2 separate regions of the Mus musculus genome follow, and region 1 is linked to region 2. The links are chromatin loops, found by intact Hi-C in ENCODE. Cell type or tissue: heart. All regions are shown on one strand. Links, peaks and the distances in the headings refer to the core of each region. The heading gives the core; the rest is flanking DNA.

Region 1 (8,334 bases), core at 160-8,159, 100 kb after region 2:
CTAATAGTCCTAAGTAGCTAATAATCCTAAGGAGGACAGGCTTGGGCACCTGTCCTCTGTAGCCCACACAGACAGGAATTCTTAAAAGTCGGGGAAGGAAAAACCCACCTTAGGAAAAGGAACAAAGCCGGGCGTGGTGGCGCATGCCTTTAATCCCAGCACTCGGGAGGCAGAGGCAGGCGGATTTCTGAGTTCGAGGCCAGCCTGGTCTACAAAGTGAGTTCCAGGACAGCCAGGACTACACAGAGAAACCCTGTCTCAAAAACACCAAAAAAAAAAAAAAAAAAAAAAAAAAAAAAGGAAAAGGAACAAAAGGAGGCAATTGACCCCCCCATCCTCCGACCAAGTTCATCATCAGAGTCCGAACATGACGTTTGGTTCAACTGCTGTGCATAACTAAGCAGCCTCGGTCAAGGTGTGATACCTTTTCCATCATGGTTTCAACTTTAGCCTCTCCTGCAAGGTGGTGTGAAATCTATGTGTGAGAGAAAGCTGTCCCTCTGGCTGGAACCAGGCAGGCTTCAGCCTTCTTTCACCCAGCATGTAATTCCTGGAGAAGTTCCAGTTTCTTGGAGTCTTATCAAAAAGAGGAGCACAAGAGCTTCTTTAGAATATCTTCATTCCTACTAGGAAGATTATGAGACTTAGCGTTAGGAAAGGCTAAGGTGGCTTGGGGGACTCCAGTTGCTCGGCTCATTCTAACAACTATCAGGTTATGATCTTAAGTATTAAGTGGAGGGAGGGCAACAGATAAATCAAAGGAGTGGGCATGGAACCTGACCTAGTGGTGGGTGGATTTTAAATCCCAATTGTAAATACAACGTTAGAAATATTTTTATTTAAAAAAATATATCTGAGCCGAGCGTGGTGGCACACGCCTTTAATCCCAGTACTCGGGAGGCAGAGGCAGGCGGATTTCTGAGTTCGAGGTCAATCTGGTCTACAAAGTGAGTTCCAGGACAGCCAGGGCTATACAGAAAAACCCTGTCTCAAAAAAACAAAATAAATAAATATCTGGAGACTTTTATTTTATATAGCTAGAAAATATTTTCCAGCAGGGTGATGCAGAAGGCAGGGACGGGAGGCCAGCTTGCAATATAAGAGCCCTGTCTAAAAAGAAAACAAAACAAACATCAATAAAAACACATTTTTAAAAACCCACTATCAATCAACTTTATTTTGGTTCGTTGTTTTGTTGAAGCAGTCTCAAGTATCTTAGGCTGGCCAAAGATGGCACTGAACTCCTAATCTTTCAGCCTCTACCTAAAGATGGAATTACAACCCTGGTTTATCACTCCAAGCCTAGGTAATGTCTTTCATAAGAAAAAAAAGGAAAAAGAAAAGAAAAACCAACAGCACACATTTCATTCGTTGTGTTTCAGCCTCCCTCCGAGTGTGGAAAAAGGGTTGCTTAGTAGTAGTATTTTTATTATTTTTACATGTTTGAGGGGAGGAAGTGTGCACGTGAGAACAGGTGACCACAGAGAACAGAGGGTGACTTTGAATCTCCTGGAACTGGAGTTACAAGTGGCTGTGAGTTTCTTTGCTCTTAACCCTTGAGCCATGCCATCAACCTCAGCGTTTACAATCTTTGTATTCTTAGGAGATGTTAATGCTGAGACTGGATAGATGCCCCAGCAATTAAAAGCATGGGCTGCTCCTCTGGAGGACCTGTGTTTGAGTCACAGCACCCAGGTTAGGCAGCACACACACACACACACACACACACACACATTAAAAGTAATAAAAATAAATCTTAAAAAAATCTGTATTGGCACATACCTTTTATTTCAGCACTCTGAGCCAGAGGCAGGCACATCTCTTGAGTTCTGGGACAGTCTGGTCAACAGAACAAGTTCCAGGACAGCCATAGCTACTTACATAGAGAAATCCTGTCTCAAAAAACAAACAAACAAACAAAAAAAAAACCAAACAATCAAACAAACCGGATATTCATTAATTTAGTTTTTCTGACTTCTTTTCATGTCAAGTGCTTCACTTCCAGTGGGAATACTACTACACCATTAGTTTGCATTCATGTCAGAGTGTTGTAGCAGGAGGTAAATGGTGTGGACAATCTATTCTATTACTAATAACGATCATTTTAATGTCTCTAAAGTTTCTCTATTGTTTCTGCATTTTCGTTTATAATTGTAATTGGAAACTATGTGATGATAAGTTGGGAGTAGGTAAACATCTTGCTATTCTTTACCTTTTTACTCATTAATTTTAATGTCTGAGGATTGCTATTTGAACATGTCCTTATGCCCATAGTTGCTAAATGTAGACAGTCCATCATTTCATTCACCTTATTAGTTTTCTACTGTGGAGCTATCAGACCTTTCTTAAGCAGCTAATTGACATGGTTTGGTTTAACTTTTTAGACCATCTCTTGTTTCTCCCTGATAGATGGGGAAACGCAGGCATAACTGGAACGCTATTGCATCTTTGTAGATGATTAGGAATGAAGAATGGTTTGGACTAGAGCAGTAACAAGGACATGTGTGAATGGATTTCAGATCTGTAGGTTTACTGGGTAACTGGATGCCGAAGGGAAGGGGAGAGCAGAAATTCCGTTGTTCCTCCTTCCTGCTGAGAAAACACTGTGAATAGTGATTATACTTTATTCCTGAACGAATGGCTAAGTAAAAGATGTGAATTTACTTGGAGAAAACACTTCCCTAATTCTGATTAAAGTTCTTTAGTACTATTTTAGTGTTGTGGCATGGGCCTGCAATCTCATATGTGGGAGGCCGAGGCAGGAAGATCTCTTGAATTTCAGGCTAGCCTAGATAACACAATTTTGTCTTAAAAACACACACAAACAAAAACAAAAACAAAAACAAAAACAAAAACAAATGAGACCATGAGACCGGCCAATAGTGGCACACACCTTTTAATCCCAGTACATTGGAGGCAGAGGAAGGCGAATCTCTGTGAGTTCAAGCCGATCCTTGACTACAAATCAAGTTCTAGGACAGCCAGGGCTCTTACACAGGACAACCCTGTCTCAAAAACCAACAACAATAATAAAAATAATAATGACAAACTCCCAAATCAATAGCAATAAAGCACTGTAGCTGTAGTTCTTTCCTGGGGGGTTCTGATTTAAGGCCATCTTTACAGGAGGGCTCACCTCAAAGATGAACTATAACTTCTACAAATTTTAAGTATCCAGCTAAACATCTACATAATTTACTGCTTGTGTGCAGTGCACAGCACTTGAGTGCCTCTGTATCGGCTGCATCAATCCCCGGACAGTGTGGGGTCTCGTCCTGCTTCCGTGGCAGTTGGATTATTGCTTTACCTTGTATCTTAGAGGAAGGCTCTGAGGTGAAAGCTGAGGTCCTTTGCACATTTGCTTGATTCCGTACAAGACTTAAATGGGTTTGTTTGTTTGTTTGTTTTCAAAGTTATTTCAAATGACTTCTAGAAGTAGTACTTGTGAAATGGGTAAGGCTTTACACTTCTTTATTGTAGGGTGATGAACTTTCAAGGCCCAGCAACTAACAGAGCTTTGCAAAAAGTAGGTAATATGATTTTAACAAATCACTTAAACAGTGGTTCTATAATACTCAATAACTTTATCAAAATAGGTACTGTTATATTTTATACACATCCAATTATCTTTAAAGTAGTTATTACTATAATTTTACCTTTTTTTTGTTTGTTTGTTTTTGTTTTTCCAGACAGGGTTTCTCTGTATAGCCCTGGCTGTCCTGGAACTCACTCTGTAGATCAGGCTGGCCTCGGACTCAGAAATCTGCCTGCCTCTGCCTCCCAAGTGCTAGGATTAAAGGCGAGCCCGCCACCACTGCCCGGCTTTATAATTCTTCTTTTGAAACAGGATCTCAATGTGCAACCCTGACTGGCCTGAAATTTCCTATGTAGACCCAGCTGGCTTTGAACTCTTAGAGATCTGTTTGTTTCTTCCTCAGCAGAACAGGGAACAAAGCCCATGTCAGTGCCACCATGTCAGTGCCACCACGTCCTGCTGCTTTAAATATTTGGCTCATTATTTGTTTTAAGAAAAGATCTAGCAATTCTCCTACCTCTGCCTCTTGAATGTTAGAATTACAGGCCTGAGCTACCTCACGCCACCTATAAATAAATTATTTGCAAAAGATAAAGAGTACCTCCAGATTCTATCTACCAAGTTCTAAATAGCCATTAATAAACCAGTTTGAATTGTGAAGGCAGAAAGGGTTAGTGTTTATGGCACTCGAAGCTTAACGTTTTTAAATCTTTAGGTCCTCGGTTCACTAGGGGTTTTTCTTTCTGTGTAGACTTAGCTGAGGTGGAACTGTAAACTAGGCTGGCCTCGAACTCAGAGATCCTCCCAAAGGCTGGTTTTTCAATGGCATGCGCCACTACACCCGATCCTAGGACTACTTTACAGAGCCTAAACTATTGGTTCAGAGAGATATAGCTCAGCAATTAAACTCAATTTCTCATACCAACATGGCGTCTCAAAGCCATCAGTAACTGTAGATTCGTGCGTTCCGCTCCGATGCCCTCTCCTGGTACGCAGACGTAAATGCAGACAAAATACCCATTACATAAACTACGTCTTTGGAAAGAATCTAAACCTTTCAAGACACCTCTTATACTTTAAAATCATCCCAGGAGACTCGTCCTATATGTTTGTATGTTTTATGGATAGAGTTATGGAAATTGTTTGTCAATCTCAGGTTTATGATATCTTTAAAAAAAAAACTATTTGGCTATTCCTTAATTTAGGTTTACCCGTTTTTGTTTTTCAATTAGGCTTTAACCTGCAATTCCGAAAAATAGGATTAATAGCCATCCCCAAACAGACACATGCATCTCAGAAATGCGCAAAATCCCTTACCTTGATAAATTCACCTGTAGCTCAAAATATATATGGATTCATAGGCTAATATTCCATCGTCTTGGCTTGTCATAATGAGAATTAAGGACGTATTCTCACTTATTCTTAGTATTTAACAACTCTGTCTTCCTTTTTTTTGTTTTGTTTGTTGTTTGGGGGCCTTTTCCCCCCTTTATTTTATTAATTTTTTTCTGTGAGAGTTTGCATTCTTAGCTTCAAATTCAGAGAATATACTTTCAACTTTTTATCAGATTACCGGTTATACTTTCTTTTCAGAAACAGAAAATAGTAAAAGAAAAAAAAAAAAAAAAAAAAAAAAAAGAACAGAACAAAGACCAAAAAAACAAGCAAACCTGAGAAGCAACTGCAGATGAACACTCTCAAAAGGTATAAAATCGGAGCCAAATCACATCTGCCCGGCTAGCTCAGTCGGTAGAGCATGGGACTCTTAATCCCAGGGTCGTGGGTTCGAGCCCCACGTTGGGCGGTGTTTCTTTTTGTACTTTAAAGCATTCAAAAACTCAAATTTACTGTCAAAGATTTGCAAGTTCTATCACAGCTAAGATGAATTAACCTAAACTTAGATAATTTAAACGCTTTCAATGTTAATCATCTTTACAGGAAACACAGTTCTCAAACTGCGCTTGCGCACTCCAAAACTCAGGCCTACGCCCACGGCTCGGGCTTAAAGCAGGAACAGGAATTTACTACTCTCTTAAGAATGCTTTCGGAGTGCTAGCTCTCATAGTTTCAATTGTTTTGTTTTGTTTTGTTTTGTTTTTTTTCCTAATAAAACTGTGATCGCTGATTTTGGCTGTTTTTCCAAATCCCAAGAGATCGGATGTCAAAACAGACGTAGGTGAGGGAAGCCATGGAAAGGACTAACTTCCTTATTTGCAGAGGTTCCTCTGCTCACTTCCGCCTCCCTCCGGTCGCTGCAGGGCTTTTTTGGGGGTGCGGGAGGGGAGCACCCGAGCATCGTCTTTCCCGAGTTCTCGGGACGTGGAGCCTTGGGCTGCCCTCTGAGACTCACTCGCCTGGAACTGACGGATGTGTGAGGGAAGAAGCAGAAGTACCTCCCTCCCTTCTGCTTTAGCGTCTGATAACGGGGCGACCCGGCCCACCGACTGTCGCCAGAGGCTCCTGGGCGGCCAGGTCCCTCAGGGCCCCCGCTCCTTCCTCCAGGCCGGCCTCCTCTCCTTCACTAAACCGATCGAATTTCCTGACTGATGGTCCTTCCCTTCAGCGTGCCGAGATTCTGCTGTTTATCCCAAAGCGAACCGAAAGCATCCCCACCCCACCCCACCCTTCCTCTCTCCGAGGCGTGCCTACGTAGTCCTGGAACTCCACATAGCCCAGGCCGGCCTGGAATTTACAGAGGTGCACGCCTGCTTCTCTGGTCTCCTAAGCGGGGTGTGGTGGCACACCCTGTAATCGTAGCACAGGAGAGGCTGGGTGGCAGAAGTGTAACCTGTTGTGAGGTGGAAGCCAGCCTGGGCTTAGACTCAAAAAGAAAAAAGGTGTGGGTTGAACCATCTTATTTCTGTGATGAGCAGATGAAAAGAAGAACAAAGCTATAACTAATAATTGGCCTTTTGGCAAGAGAGGGGTGTTTGGGGTTGGACAGCTTGCTCTTTGAGAAAGGGGCAAAAACAATTTAGCCAAAAGCATTCATCAGTCCGTTAATGCTGTGGGGCTTGGATCTCTCACCACTTTCCCGGGGCTGGGTCTACATTTTGCGTTTTCTGGACTATTCCTGTCAGACTTTTATGTCCTTCTCCTGTTCCCTTACTTGTCAGCAAAAAGCCCATCATCTTCATTTTACCAAACCTAATAGTTAATTGCCATGCCGGAACCATTGGCCTATCACAAATTTGATCACTTTGTTGTGGATCCACCTCTCCTCTGACTTCCGCTGCCACACCACCTCCAGTAGGATCTGTGTGACAAGTTCCAGACTTAGACGAACAACCTCAAAAGGGGGGGGGGGGGGCTTCTTGGAACCGGTTGTGGAACTCTTTGCCGGAGAAAAAATATTGAGCTGTAGTTCTCATGGCAATCTATCTGTTTTGTTTTCTCTTATTCCTTTTCTTATTTACATGTTCCTGGTAGCTAGCCTAGGCCAAGATATTAAGCAAGAATAATGGGTAGAAAACCATCCCTACCATGGGGCCACTAACATGACCTTATCCCAAGGGAAACCAACACTTTACTTCCTAAATCATTTACAAAACTATTATGATAAAAACTTTCCCAACAATAAAATTTCATATGGTTACACGTGTGTCATTGGAGGTGGATTTTGGTATATGGTAAAGAAAGCCGTAATTAGAAAGAATTAAAATAGTTTACATTTATACATTGAAGATTATAAAAAACCAGGCACTAGATGTTAAATAATAATTGACCATGGGGCTGGAAAGTTAGTTCAGTGGTTAAGAGCACTGACCGTTAAAGATTTATTAACCTGCTCCTGAAAATATGCCACTAGCCTTGGATGACAGCCCCCACTAGAATTGTTATATTTTGATGGTTTATAATGATGTTTGTGATTCACTGAATACATAGTTTCAGAGTTGTAATGCTTGTATGATTTTTGTGCCTTTTTTTTTTTTTTTTTTTTGAGACAGGGTTTCTCTGTATAACCCTGGCTGTCCTGGAACTCACTTTGTAGACCAGGGTGGCCTCGAAGTCAGAAATCCACCTGCCTCTGCCTCCCGAGTGCTGGGATTAAAGGCGTGCGCACGCCCAGCGATTTTTGTGCTTTACTGTGCCAAATGATTTTTGTTGGTATCTGTGATTGTTTTACCGGATATAGTTTCTAAGAGATGTAATGTTTGGTTTTTTAATGTATAAAATCCCCTGCTTGAGAGCTGCAGAATACACTCATATTCAAACTGCCTCTGTGTTTGTTTCTGTTTGTCACCACCAAATCCTTACCCACCTAGCTTCAAGGACCCTCATTCCAGGGACCCCAATAGCCGACTGGGGTGGTCCATGGCATTCTACCACACGGATACTCTCCTGATGCCATCCCCCTTTAAAACGTCTCTCACATATTCCATCTTGACCTTCGTTTCCTCTCTGTCCACCCTTCCCACACACCCCGAGCGAGCATCACTTCTCTCCACTTCTTCAATCACCCTCTCACCGCCCTCCCCCATACCAAAGATCCCCCCACCCATCTCCTTTCAGAAAAGTGGTTTCCCAGGGGTATCCCAACAAGGTACAATAAGAGTATGCACAAACCCTCACTTTAAGGCTGGCAAGGCAACCTAGTAAGAAGAAATGGGTCTCAAGAGCAGGTGGAAGAGTCAGAGAGAGACACACACACTCCATTCCCACAGTTAGGAGATCCTCAAGAAATCCAAGCTACAGGTCCAGGACATACATGCAGAGAACCTAAGGCAGATCATGCAGGCTGTGTGATTGTTGCTTCAGTCTCTATGAGCCCTGCTTAGTTGATTCTGCTGGCCGTGTTC
Region 2 (8,334 bases), core at 151-8,150:
GAGCTAGACTCCCTTCTTCCAATGTCCTTATATTGTCTCCAGCAGAAGGTGTAGCCCAGATTAAAGGTGTGTTCCACCACACCTTTAATCCCAGATGAAAGGCGTAGCCCAGATTAAAGGTGTGTTCCTTAAACTCGGAGATTCAATCTTCTGGAATCCATAGCCAATATGGCTCAAGATCTTCAAACCAAGATCCAGATAAGGATCTCCAAGCCTCCAGATAAGGGTCACTGGTGAGCCTTCCAATTCCGGATTGTAGTTCATTCCAAATATTGTCAAGTTGACAACCAGGAATAGCCACTACACTGACTAAAAGAGACCATTCCCAGTATAAACACATGTTTTGCATACTTTTAACACCACAACAAACCTTTTCTTTTCTTGAAGATTCTGAAATGCCTTATATTTAATTGCTTTGTGATAATTTTAGCTGTTGCAGTTCTAAGTAAAACTAATAGGCATCTTTAGATTAAAATGAAGGCGGGGTGGGATGGGGGTGGGGGGAGGAGGCCGGTAGAGTTCTTGCAGTGCAAGCCTCCACATCTGAGTTTAATCCCATCATATACAGACAGACAGAGAAGTGACTGCACAGGCTGTTCTCTGACCTCTACATACATTTGATGGCATGTGCATACACAGATATGTGCATATACACACACGTGCACGTGAGTACAAATGTTTCGCACGCGCGCACACACACACACACACACACACACACACACACACACTAAAAAGAATGAAATTATTTTCAGAACATAATAAACCTCACGCATTTTTGGAATGGCTCAAATGATCAAGTCCCGAGTCTGTGCTGGGCAGGAACGGACAGCAACAAGCACCCGCAAGGTCACGGGTGCTTGAGCACCGGAGGCCGAGCACCGGAAGTCGAGCGCTGGCAAACACCCACCTGCTCCGTTCTTTTCAGTTTTGGCTGCAGCACTTGTCCGCTTTGGGGTTCGCTTTTGCTTTTTTGCAATTAATCCACTATTTCCATCGCTTGGCCTTTTCTGACCTGAAATAAAGGAAAAGCTTGAAAACAGAAGCAGAGGCAGACAGGTCCGTTTACACACCTGTCCATGCCATTCCACTATTTTCTTTTCTTTTTTTTTTTTAATTTTTAAATTTTTTAAAAAAGATTTATTTATTATATGTAAGTTACACTGTAGCTATCTTCAGACACTCCAGGAGATGGAGTCAGATCTTGTTACAGATGGTTGTGAGCCACCATGTGGTTGCTGGGATTTGAACTCAGGACCTTTGGAAGAGCAGTCGGTGCTCTTAACCGCTGAGCCATCTCTCTAGCCCCCCACTATTTTCTTAAACAGACAATTGTAAACGTCTGTCATAGCCAAGCCCTGACTGGCTCAGTCCCCCGCAAGTCTTACCCTTCTCTCTGCTCTCTCGCTCGTGTGCAATTATACTACAGGCACCAGAGGCAACACTGGCTTCAAACCCGTTCGCCGATTCCCTCTCACAGAGGCCTTCTTGTGATTCTTCGGCGATGCTATCAACTTCAATTGTAATGTCACTCTCACTCTTTATACTTCGGGACTCGTCTTGGCTGAGAGTGAGTGGGGAAGCTACGGAAAAGTTATGCTGTGCTACAGGAGGTAAGGCAGGTGGTACGGAAGCCAGAGAGTTAGACTCAGAGCCTTCTACTACCACATCCTCAATACTGGTCTTATCCTTCTCATCTAAATCATCCAGGTCTACCTCATGGCAAACCAAGGTTTCAGGCCCGATCAGAGGCATCGCATCCTCCTCTTCTTTGAGTGGCGTGTGCACCGGTTCTTCTTCGGCTGGACTGTCCGATTTCTCACTAGTCAGTTCTTGAAGGCCCTGGTCGGGCTCGGCTGTCAGCGATGGCATCCCTTCACCTTCTGTTTCAAAGTGCTGTTCCACGTGTGCGCCTTTCATGCCCTCGGCTCCCGCGCCATCGTCAGACCTCTCTTGGGACACTCCAGTTGTCATTTCCATGCCATTATCAAGTCTCAATTTTTTTTCTGGGGATTGCTGTCCCAGGATTTTTCGTTTCAACTTTTTTTCTTTCTCATATGGGTCGATGTCATCTTCAGTAGAAGAAAAGTTTTTACATTCTAGTGAAGAAAACTCCAGGCTATGAACGTCCCCATGAGCTTCGCTGCCTGCTTCCTCCTGGCCGAAAGGTGAAATCTTTATAAGTTCTAACGAAAGGTCTTTTGTCTTGCTGCGCCTTCCCTTCCCTTTGGGAGACTTTTCCACCTGTTTCTTAAATTCTTCTACTTGGTCCACTTTGTCTCCAAAAATATGCACAATTTGATCGCTGTCCCCTGCCTCCACCGTCAGGGTGTCTGAGGGCTGTGCCTGAGTCCTGTCGTTTTCTTTTGATATATGTACAATCTTTGGGTTTTCTTCATCTAGTTTATCATCATGTGCATTTTCATTTTTTTCCAATTCTTCTTTGACATCAGGAGAAAGATCTTCACCCCCTGAGCTCTTCTCCAGCTGGTCGTCTGCCTCACTATCAGATGAACAGGAGTCTGCAGGGAAACATACGTTGTACAGACGATTACACGAGATACCAATGCAATAAGTAAAATACTACCAAGTGTAAACGAGATCCTTTCTATACTTCTGAATCTCTAGAGACATTTTTTTCTATGAAGTAAAACAAAGATTTGTGCTAAAATGTGAGGGGAAGGGCTGAAATAAAACCGTGAGGATAAACAACGTGGTGACACACGCCTTTAATTCCCGCACTCAGGGGGCAGAGGCATGGGCAAGTGGATCTCTGAGCTCCCAGTCATCCTGGAATATAGAGTTCCAGTACAGCCAGAGCTACACAGAGAAACCCTGTCTCAAAAAATAAACAAAGAAAAAGTAAAACAAACAACGATAAAAAGCTAGTATGTTAACTGACTTGACCTGACTTACTACAAAGATTAACTACTTTGCATTCTAGAGGAATATGACATTCTACCTAAAATTAGTCTGGATTAAAATGAGCAATGTGGCGCTGGAGCAAGCGGGACCCGAGTGAGCAGAGGTCCTGAGTTCAATTCCCAGCAACCACATGATGGCTCAAACCATCTGTACAGCTACAGTGTACTCATATACATTAAATAAATAAATCCTTAAAAAAACGAGCAATGTGAATTCTCCATACCTTAAATGGTCTTAGTACAGGCAAGAGACCCCTGCTGGCAAGACAAATTATTCACTTTCTGTCAGAGAATTTTTCAGAAACTAAGGCAGCAGTCCAAAACTATAAAACCACACAATGTAAAAACTATCCCTGTATTGCTTACACCCTCTTTAGAGAATTTTAGAAAGGCAAACACTGAAGGTGTTCATTTTTTTAAAGATAACTTTGGGTTCTCAGTGTGTAGCCTGGCCTGCATCAGCATGGAGTCCAGGCCTTCCTGAAACTCAAGAGATTCCCCCTGCCTCTGCCTCTCAAGTACTGAGATTAATGGTGTGCACCACCACGATACTTGACAAAGTTTTATGTTTTCTGCTTGTTGGCTCTCCTTTGTTTAGAATTTGTTTCCATCTGATGAACAGGAGAATCTGCATATATATTCTGTACTGGGTCCATGGAGGCCAAAAGAGGAGGCAGATACTGTGGGGTTGGAGTGACAGGTGTCAGGAAAGCATGTGGTGTTGAGTACTGAAGTGCAGCTGACTTCTCCGTCCCTGAATGATTACGTCATTAAGTATACAAGTTCTGTGGTTTTAGTAAAAGTGGAATGTAGAATCCCATTTCCTCACGTCAAACGCTCCTCAGTGAGGCAGTTCTGTGACTCTGATGTGGATGGTTGTGTAGGCTGAACACTGCACCAGCACAGGCTGCCTGAGAAACAGCACACACGTCCAAGAAACCTTGCATCTGTATGGTTTCCTGTATGATCGTGAGCTACCAGCAGGTGGCAGGAGGATTCGGAAAGACCCCCTTTATGGTGTACACACTGCAGCTGATGGTAAACCTATCCTTTAGTAGTTTTCTCTCCAAGGAGAATAATTTTCTAATACCACCATTTAAGATCTCTTAAATTACATAGAAAAAAGAATGGAAAAGTGACGGGGACAATTACAGCGGAGTAAAATCTGCTCTGCTGTGCTCACCACAAGCCCTCCTATGTAGCCTGTGCTCTCAACAGCTCCCACGTGTGGTAACAGGCTGACGGTGCCCAACTAACAGGAGGCATTGGTGCATCACATGGTTTGAAGCAGAGCCCAACACACACTGGGATTCGAGGATTGTTTCATTTCCCTACAGCTAACTGGTTGTATCTAAAAATCCTCCTGACAGACGGCATCCTGGGTTAATATCACTCGAGTTTAAACTAGAATATACCACAAAATAAGTGTCAGCTGCCAATTACACTCTGTACTTTCAATCATGCTAGGTTCCAAACCAAGATAAGCTGCTATGCCTCTCACTGAGTGACCCTCATGGGCCACACAATTATACTTTGGTCCACGATGGCTGCATATACCTGAGGCCCTGTTGTAAGCTCTTGTCACCTAGGGACACTAGCCCTTTAGTTCAGTAATCATCCTCTATGACATTTGTGCCATGATGAAGTCCCCTTAGAATGTGTCCCATTGTTCAGTGATGCATATGTGTGTGTACATAATATCTATATAGTTTTAAAAGTCAACAACCCTCAGAACTGAGCCCCTTCTGTCTCACCAGACAGAGGTATGCTGCCTGTCACATTGCCATGGGCATTTCTGGTACCTGATTTTCCTTCACTGTTTGACGTCTTAGATAAACTGTATGGCATGTTTGGCGAAAAAGTAGATTTTAAAGGTGGTCTTCCCCGTTTGGACTTCTGCCTCTCTTCATCCCTCTTTTCGTCCTTTTCACTATCTTCTTTATTCTGAGTAATAACAACAAAATGCATGAGAAAGGCCAAGGCCTTTCAAAAATGAACATTCCATTTTCTCTAAGAAAATCTATTAATTCCAAAACAAAAAGGTCAGTTAATTTAAAGTAAAATACCAGTATGCACTTATAGAAAAATCTAGAACAGTTTTCTAACCCATTCATTTGAATAGAATCACTCCCCCTGGCTCATTTCCTGCAGAGGGAATGAAAGGCATCAGAAACAGACAAAACACTAGGCAGACCTCTACAGCAGGAACCGGACAGAAGGCGTGGCCAAGTGTACAGTGGGCCAGCAGGCAGGGTTGACACTGTGGAGGTGGAGGGAAGAGGAGAACAGTGGGTTTCCAGGGTGATGAGGTCCTCTGTGTGGTTCTAAGGATGAATAATGGCATTACACATCTGCCCAAACCTCTACAGGCACAGAGACCCAGCGAAGTCTTACACCTCTGATGTATACCTACCCCAGTGTAATCTGTGGGTATTTACCACTATAACAAATGGGTCCCTCTTGTGAGGGTAAGGGGCCGACAGTGCATAACACGATACCCACTTAGGGCAAAGGGCACATCGGAAATTCCTGTACCTTTGTATTTTTCCTATGAAGGTAAAACTATTAAAAAACAAAATCTAACAGAAAAGATACATGAATAATTCCCACATCTATAAGTGTTATAAATGTATGGACATACCTTAACTTTCTTCTTTTGTTTTTTCTTTGGTCCACCTTTGTCCAAGGGCCAGATTATCCTGTCAGCTTTTACCCATTCATCATATCTTAAAGAAAAAAAATTTCACCTTTCACTATATGAAATATATTCACACTCACACACATGCACACACACACACACACACACGCACACGCACACACACACACACACGCCCCAGCAGTGAGAGAAAAAGTCTGTTCCTGTTGGGCAGAGATGGCACACGCCTTTGATACCAGCACTACTAGGGGGCAGAAGCAGGCAGATCTCTTTGAGTTCCAGGCCAATCTGGTCTACACAGAGAGTTTTGGGGCAGGGCAGGGCTACACAGAGAAACCTCAACTTGAAAAAACAAAACAAAAAACAAAAACACTCAACCCTCAAGGCAACAACTAGAAAAGAGCTTCTTCAAGGTTCAAAGAGAGGACGGGGTGGGTAAACTCCCAATTCTAAACTATCTGTAGTGCTTTGTTTTCAGTTCTCACAATTGGAACTTACAGATCAAATAGAGTAAACTATGCAGAACTAAGTAATACTTCTTGCATTATGCCAAGTGCACAGATATTCATATTCAGTAACACTGTAGACTAGTTGCCATGGAGACGTGCAAAGCTCAAGTATGTACAGGTTTTAGCTGCTCTAGATACCATGATGCTTATACTACAGCTAAAAATCATCTTCTCCCAGATTACCCAATAGCTAACTAAGCCCTTTGGAACAGAGGGCTAACAATACCTTATATATCGATATTTCTTAATTTGAACATTTATTAAGGGTCTACTAATATACCAGGAACTATAAAATATACAGGGAATAGAGAGAACAAGACCTGATTACATGCTGATATAAAAAAAAATCTATATAATTAAATACAATCTTCTAAACGCAGTAAGAAAGATACATACTTGATTTAGGGCTAAAAAGAAGAAAACATCTTACTCCTGAATTTCCCAGGACACATCACACCAAAAAAAGAGCAGACCTCTCTGGAGGACCTCAGCATGGTCCTCTCTGGCCTGGTCTGAGTGATGTGTCAGGCAGGTGTTACAGCCACATCAGGGCTCCTCTCACACAGATGTCCCATTTTAGAAATAGGACTAAATTACCCAGAAATTATAAGGTTTCTGGCCTCAGTGTTGTTCTAAGCTGGTCTGACTAAGATGCCCTTCCTTTGAATGCAGCCAACTGTACAGACATGTCTGCTCCGTGCTCACAGGGGATCAAGACAGGAAAAAAGACAACTTCCTAATCATGTCTGAACACAGAACAGGGAACATTGTCCAAGCCACAGAAATGGCAAAATATCCTTTTTCTCGTGACTCATGAGTCACTTCTGCCTCTTTACCAATTATAGGATTAACTTTGATCTAGTTGTTGCTCCTTCCAGGTAAGATTTATTAAGAAAGCCAATCATAGAATCACATCAGCTTCCTGACTGTATCAGCACAGAACAAAGACTTTCTTAAACCTACCACACAACGGAAGCTCAAATCCAAGTCCTAACCAACACAGATTTTAACTACTAAGCCAACTCCAAACTACTGTGGTACTTGACACTGGCTTGACTTCTGCAAAAGGAAACAGAGGCATGTGCAGCCTAGAGTTGTGTCCTCGCTCCTTGACAGTGCTGCAAGGTTCCCAGAGCCCTGTACTAGCCCTAGTTCCTAAGGTGGGGCCCTGAGCGCTCACAGACTCAGCCCCATGGCTTCCTGTCTTGTGGTCTGCCTCCCAGTAAAAGAGTGATAGACTCAGTTGTTTCAAGGGCAGATCCTGCTGGCCTCTAGTGGAAGCGCTGGTAATATTTAGAGCAAGGCGTGCCTTGTAAGCGCACAGCTTCACGGCTCACCTGACGTTCCATCCGTAGTAGTGCACTAGGTACAGAATCTCCCCGTCGTCCATCTCCGTGCTTTTGATGCTGGCTTCATAAATTTTCTGAGTTTTTCCTCGTCCGTACTTGACCTTCACTTTGGTTCCCGTCAGGCAGGGCTCTGTGTCGTCCTCCTCGTCCTCCCCTTCCGAGTCACACCGGCTCTCAGTCTCTTCCCTGCAGTGAATTACAACATTGATAATGCTACTAATAGCTCAACGGAGGGCAAACTAAGAACTGAGAAAAGATCCAGCACGTTGTGTCTTGACAACCCGAGTTTACCTCGGTGACATGTCAGGGGAGGAGGAGGAGGAGGAAGAAGAAGAGGAGGAGGAGGAGGAGGAGGAGGAGGAGGAGGAGGAGGAGGAGATTTCATGGACCATTTACCAAGGAGTTGATGACATAAAGGTACACTACACAAAGGTAAACCCATTCTTCTTAAAGGCCATTCAAGAATCACGGTTAATGAAGATGCAGAGTCAATAAACAAATCACTTTTAAACCAAAAAATTAAAAAAACATATGCCCTAGGATGGTCGTTAAGATTCATTCAAGCCGGGCGTGGTGGTGCACGCCTTTAATCCCAGCACTCGGGAGGCAGAGGCAGGTGGATTTCTGAGTTCGAGGCCAGCCTGGTCTACAAAGTGAGCTCCAGGACAGCCAGGGCTACACAGAGAAACCCTGTCTCGAAAAACCAAAAAAAAAAAAAAAAAAAAAAAAAAAAAAAGATTCATTCAAATGCCACCTTACCTGGGAGAATTTTCTAAAGCTATTTTGTAAATTCTTGCAACTAGTTATCTTAAGTCTACTTTAGCACTACTGTCTTCTCACTTTACAAGACACTGTTTGGTGGGTAACATGATGAACAAAGGCTACCTCCCATAGTAACT

The links. A loop is a pair of places that touch in the nucleus more often than their neighbours do. Peaks named below come from ENCODE experiments on the same cell type or tissue, not always from the same donor. Only the 100,000 strongest peaks of a DNase experiment are listed, where the experiment ranks them.
Region 1: a loop joins it to region 2, with 2.2 times the contacts of the local background. A loop is called at or near these places in 2 of 42 quality-filtered maps.

Annotation. Positions count from the first base shown.
Region 1 is chr12:70,966,125-70,974,458 of GRCm38, reverse strand. It overlaps n-TKctt17 (a tRNA gene), which reads left to right and starts at 5,267; the gene lies at 5,267-5,339. It also overlaps a transcript of Psma3 not described here. In heart, for the core only: CTCF peaks have their summits at 4,530 (motif pointing left) and 5,770; DNase peaks (open chromatin) are centred at 4,468, 5,448, 6,048 and 6,108; H3K4me3 peaks cover 2,765 bases; H3K27ac peaks cover 2,591 bases.
Region 2 is chr12:71,069,121-71,077,454 of GRCm38, reverse strand. Arid4a (AT rich interactive domain 4A (RBP1-like)) reads right to left here. Exons shown (of 24, transcript NM_001081195.1): 17 at 7,424-7,621; 18 at 5,563-5,647; 19 at 4,724-4,865; 20 at 1,386-2,519; 21 at 908-1,012. Among named protein-coding and RNA genes, the nearest start is that of Tomm20l, 38 kb to the left of the region's middle. In heart, for the core only: a CTCF peak has its summit at 4,002; no DNase peak of the experiment used is centred there.